2 separate regions of the Homo sapiens genome follow, and region 2 is linked to region 1. The links are chromatin loops, found by intact Hi-C in ENCODE. Cell type or tissue: Caco-2. All regions are shown on one strand. Links, peaks and the distances in the headings refer to the core of each region. The heading gives the core; the rest is flanking DNA. Region 1 has its middle 50 kb from the start of KIF5B. Region 2 has its middle 99 kb from the start of KIF5B.

Evidence for each region. A loop is a pair of places that touch in the nucleus more often than their neighbours do. Peaks named below come from ENCODE experiments on the same cell type or tissue, not always from the same donor. Only the 100,000 strongest peaks of a DNase experiment are listed, where the experiment ranks them.
Region 2: it touches region 1 in a loop (6-fold over the local background); 2 of 110 quality-filtered maps call a loop at or near these places.

Annotation. Positions count from the first base shown.
Region 1 is chr10:32,104,793-32,107,714 of GRCh38, reverse strand. No RefSeq gene overlaps it. Among named protein-coding and RNA genes, the nearest start is that of KIF5B, 50 kb to the right of the region's middle. In Caco-2, for the core only: no CTCF peak of the experiment used is centred there; DNase peaks (open chromatin) are centred at 1,814 and 2,678.
Region 2 is chr10:32,154,457-32,157,378 of GRCh38, reverse strand. No RefSeq gene overlaps it. Among named protein-coding and RNA genes, the nearest start is that of KIF5B, 99 kb to the right of the region's middle. In Caco-2, for the core only: no CTCF peak of the experiment used is centred there; a DNase peak (open chromatin) is centred at 1,198.

The DNA.
Region 1 (2,922 bases), core at 299-2,798:
GAGGAGTCCAGGGAGGGTCCTGGGAGGCCCAGCATAGGCCTCTGATTTCCTTCCTCATTCACAGCCACACAGGAGCACTTTCTCTCTGGTAGAGCTATCTGGTATATATGAGTCTCAGAATCTGAGGGCTTTGTAGCAGGTGGGTCACAAAGGTACCTCCTGCTATACAACCAGTCATGGCAACTAACACTCAAGATCCCAGTAAAAAAACCCAAGTGTCTTGATATTTGTGCCAAGAACCCAACAAACCAGTACAGTGTGGCCCATTGCTCCAAGTATATGTAGCAAAACCATCAATCATAGCCAGGTGCATTGGCTCTCACCTGTAATACTAAAACTTCGTGAGACTGAGGCAGGAGGATCACTTGAGTCCAGGAGTTTGAGACCAGCCTGGGAGCCATAATGAGACCCTGTCTCTGTGAAAACAAAATTAAAAATTAGCTGGGCATGATGTTGCATGCCTGTAGTCCTAGCTACTCAGGAGGCTGAGGTGGGGGAATTACTTGAGCCCAGGAGATCAAGGCTGCAGTGAGCTATGATCACACCACTGCACTCCAGCCTGGGTGATAGAGTGAGACTGTCCCAAAAAGAAACAAAAACTATCAGTCACTACCATAAAGAACATTTCAGGAGCCATATTCCCAGTTGCTGGCAAAGAGTCAATCATGGTGTCCTTGGAGACATGTAAGGACTAAGCATACAGACCTGTTGTGGTATTAGTTTGGTGCAAAAGTAATTGCAGTTCTTTGCCATTACTTTCAATAACTCTTTCATTAGGGATATTCTGGAATGAACCAAAGGCAGCAAGCTTGCAAGATGGTATTACTCCAGAGAGTGTGCCCAGTATGCCCTACCAGCCTGCCTTTCCCCATGTTTCTCCCTATGCCTACTTCCTCTCCTGTCCTTGTTTCCAGATCCCATATACCTTTCAAGCTCCCAAAACTTTGGGACAAACTCCCAAGACTCTCATGCCCAGCTGGTAGCCATCACTTGTACAGTCAGGACTGGCTACGCAATTTGTAGGATCTGGTACAAAATGAAAATACCCAGTTCCTTGTTAAAAAATTATTAAAGAACTTCGGGATAGTGACAATAAAGCATTAAACCAAGAGTAAGGCCCTCCCTCGAGCAGGTCACAGCTACACAGGTTGCAAAAGCCTGAGGCCAGCCCCGATTTTTTTCTTTCATATTCTGTCACCGAGGCTGGAGTGCAGTGGCTCCATCGCTGCTCACTGCAACCTCGACCTCCCAGGCTCCAGCAATCCTTGGGACTTGGAGAAGCTGGAATACCACCACACCTGGCTAATTTTTGTATTTTTTGTAGAGACGGGTCTCACTATATTACCCAGGCTGGTCTCCAACTCCTAGGCTCAAGTGATCCTCCTACCTTGGCCTCCCTAAGTGCTGGGATTACAGGTGTGAGCCAATGCGACTGGCCTTGTAGTGAGTTTTCACTGGCGTATGTAAGACAGCTACAGGGAATTGGAAAGTACCCCACTCACCTTCAACTCAGATCACTCCTAGCTCTACTCCATTGACAAGGTGACCTTGGAAAGTCACCTTGCCTCCAGACTCCATTTCCTCCTCAATAAAACAGGAATGATAATGATAGCATGTTTATGGGGCAATTGTGAATGTTGAAAGAGATATATACATGAAAACGCTTTGTAAAGTAAAGCACTATGCAAATATTAGCTTTCTCTCTGGGGCTATGTCCATCTAGATAACAAACACTGGTCTATTATTTTCTCTCCCTTGGACAGTGCTGGAGGCACACTAACAGATACTTTTCTTTGTTGTTGTGAGTTCGCTCTTGTCACCCAGGCTGGAATACAGTAGCGCAATCTCGGCTCACTGCAAACTCCACCTCCCGGGTTCAAGCAATTCTCATGCCTCAGCTTCCTGAATAGCTGGAATTACAGGTGCCAGCCACCATGCCCAGCTAATTTTTGTATTTTTAGGAGAGATGGGGTTTCACCATGTTGCCCATGCTGGTCTTGAACTCCTGAGGTCAGGTGATCCACCCACCTCAGCCTACCAAAGTGCTGGGATTATAGGCATGAGCCGCCGCGCCCGGCCAATACTTTTCTTTTTCACCCTTTCTCCCCAGACATGAATGCTTTTGTTATTATAGTAGTACAACATAACCTCATATTATGTTTCCCCAATTACAAAATGTAGTTATACTTACAGTTGTTATTATGGGGGAGACTAATTTGTGTCAGGTTGAGTAACTTCTATGGATGGCTAATCTTATGCACTTTATGTTTTATTCCAATTCAACTTCGGAGGATGTCATTTTCAAAACTTGTCCCTAAATTGTCACTTTGTCACACCATGTAATACTGTGGTCACCTCTCTACAGAATATACTTTGTGCTTGTTAATTTCTCACCTTCCTAACTGCTGCTATGTGCACATAAAGATCCTGATAAATATTTGCTAAATAAATGAATTGGCAAATGAATAAATAAAGAAAGAAAGAGAAGGTCATAGTCTGGATACACAAAAGGATTAAATGACGAAACTGGTTTATGATCACCAAACATAATTTCTTTAATGTCAGAAATAGTAGTTCTCTTAGTTGCTACCTAAAGACTTCAAACACACAGAAATGCATCCCAGATCATTGCAGCACTGGATCCAGAGAAGACGAGGTCCTGGTGGGGCAGACATGGAATAGGGTGGAGCTAGGTGAGCCACTGATTGGCCCACATGCATCACTATTCCCTGAATGGAAATAGTGCTCCAGCCTTGGGGTTCGGGGTCTGTTCCAATATATTCAAAGGGGTCATCCCCAGGCCGGATTAGGGGCTCAAGGTCACTCCAGGAAGGGCCAGCCCAGAAGTCTGTGGTCCTTCCACTTCCTGACTGACTTTCCTCTTTACAGAGCCCTCTTTCTTCTTCCTTCCACTACATAACC
Region 2 (2,922 bases), core at 191-2,690, 50 kb before region 1:
ATAAACATGCATCACTATACCTGGCTAATTTTTTTTATTTTTTTACTTTTTGTAGAGATAGGTTCTCACTAAGTTGCCTAGACTGGCCCTTCTGAACTCTTGGGTTCAAGCAATCCTCCTACCTCAGCCTCCCAAAGTGCTAGGATTACAAGCACGAGCCACTGCACCTGGCCAGTATTCTAAATTTTCTATTGTAAGATTATACGGCTTAGTAATGAGAATAAATTATTTTTATATTTCTTCTTTGTTCTTGAGTATTGTTCACTTTTCTTTTTTCAGGAATAAACTCCTTCAAAGCTTAAATGGTCCCAGACAACCCTTTCTCCCTCATTCCTCCAATTCTACACAAATTAATCTTTTTTTTTTTTACATTGGGTAAAATCTAAGCCATCACCTTTCTCTATTTTTTCTTTCTTTCTTTTTTTTTTTTTGAGATGAAGTCTCGCTTTGTTGCCCAGGCTGCAGTGTAGTGGCGCGATCTCGGCTCACTGCAGCCTCTGCCTCTTGTGTTCCAGGGATTCTCCTTCCTCAGCCTCCCAGGTAGCTGGGATTACAGGCACACACCACCACACCCAGCTAATTTTTGTATTTTTAGTAGAGACAGGGTTTCACCATGTTGGCCAGGCTGGTCTCAAACTCCTAACCTCAGGTGATCCACCTACCTCGACCTTCCAAAGTGCTAGCATTACAGATGTGAGCCACCATGTCCAGCCTATTTTTTCTTTATTTTTTTATTATTTTGGGAGAGAATTTTGCTCTGTCACCCAGGCTAGAGTGCAGTGGCCTGATCATGGCTCACTGTAAGCTGGAACTCCTGGGCTCAAGGGATCCTTCCACCTCATCTTCCCAAGTAGCTGGGACTGTAGGCATGAGCCACCATACCTGGCTAATTTTTAAAGTTTTTGTAGAGATGATGTCTCGCTATATTGCCCAGGCTGGTCTCAAACTCCTGGCCTCAAGTGATCCTCCCACCAAAGCCTCCCAAAGTATTGGAATTACAGCCGTGAGCCATTGCATCACCTGTCTTTCAAGATGTCTGTTCCATTTGCCTTCTCTCTCAGTAAATGACCTTGCCTCTTACTTCACAGAGAAAATTAAAACTAACAGGTGAGAATTCTTTTACCTTTCATGCATCCTATAGAGTGCTGGAAGCTAGTGGTACAAAGATTAAAGAGCATAGCCTCCGGAGCTTTCCATCCTGTGAGCTTTGGGGATTTGTTTGGACATCGGGAAAGAGATTTTCCCCCAGCCAGCATACATTACACTAATATTTACTGAAGACTTAATGTATAACCTGTTTGGCCAGATCTAAGGATAAGTTTGAATTATATGATTGAAGATGTCTAAAAGTCATAGCAATAAAATTTAGCAGAGATACATGGAAAAGTTTGTATACAAATGAGAATCCCTAAGACAGCACAGCTTGTGATTGAATTCTAGCTTGTCACTTGTTACGAAAGTTTACTACTGCATCCTTCCTTTGGATGCACTCATATAACAAATACACCAGCAAATCTGAGTGTAGTCTGTGTTCTGTGAAGGCATACAGAGATGGGCACAAACATAATAAGATCACTATGACGATGGAAGTAGAAATAGAGTTCAGTAATCAACCAGAAGAAGACCCTAAGGGAAGCCTCCATGGAGAAGATGAGATTTGAGCTGGAACTTGAAAGACATCTGCCACCATTTATTTATGTATATCCTTGCATGTTCCAGAAGGAGTTAATATAGTTTCAAAAACAAATGCAAGATGTTGACTTCCAGAAAAAAAAGGAGCAGATGCACTTTTCCCTATTCATCTCACCAAGTGCAACTAAAACCCTGGACCTCACATATAAAACACACAAAGACTCTGAAAGGTGGAGGGAAGAAATTAGCCTGACGAGGGACCTCAGAACCTGAAGAACAACAATAGTGAGTTTCCTGGGTTTTCTTTCTGACTCATATTCCCCATTCTGGATGCCAGAGAAGCTGGTAACACAGAAACACCAATAGGAACAAAAATCAGAAACAAAACAAAACTCAAGAAAAATCTGCTCTTTCTAGCCAAAGGAAGAGAAAAGGGGTAGCCTGGCAAGAAGGAAATCTTTTAGATAAACAACCACTCTACTCCAGCCAAACATCACAGATAAAGCTGTGGCTCCACTCTCACTCCCACCGGCAAAGGCTGACTGGAGGGTTCAGAATGCTACTGTTGCCAAAAGCTTGCAGTGATGAGACAGACACCACTGGGGTTGTGTCAGAGGAAGCCTAGTGGAGAGTCAAGACTTTCATCCCTGCCCAGGGTAAGGAAGTGACCTCCCATGGCCTCAGTAGGGGCCATGTGGGGAGCAGTAACAAGGCACCCCTGTGCCCCCCATCTAGGATAATCAGTGGAGGCCTAGTAGGGGGGCTGAGCTTCCACCCCTACTTATCAAAAACAAGGAGGTGTCCCAGGCATCAGTGAAGGCAGAATGGGTATCCTGGGGTCAACACCTACCTAGCAGTAATGAGTAGAGCAATGTGAGAGGAGGTCTGTTCAACAGAAGATTTAAATAAGAGACACAATGTCTAACATAATACCCCAAATGTCTATGTTTCAACAGAAAATCACTCATCATACCAAGAACCAGGAAAATATCAACTGGAATGAGAAAAGATAACCAGGATACACCAACACCAAGATGGCACAGATGTTAGAATTATCTGACAAGGATTTTAAAATAGCCATTATAAAAATGCTTTAGGCCAGGCACAGTGGTTCACGCCTGTAATCCCAGCACTTTGGGAGGCCGAGGCAGGTGGATCACCTGAGGTCAGGAGTTTGAGACCAGCCTGGCCAAGATGGTGAAACCCTGTCTCTACTAAAAATACAAAAATTAGCTGGGTATGGTGATAGGTCCCTGTAATCCCAGCTACTCAGGAGGCTGAGGCAGGAGC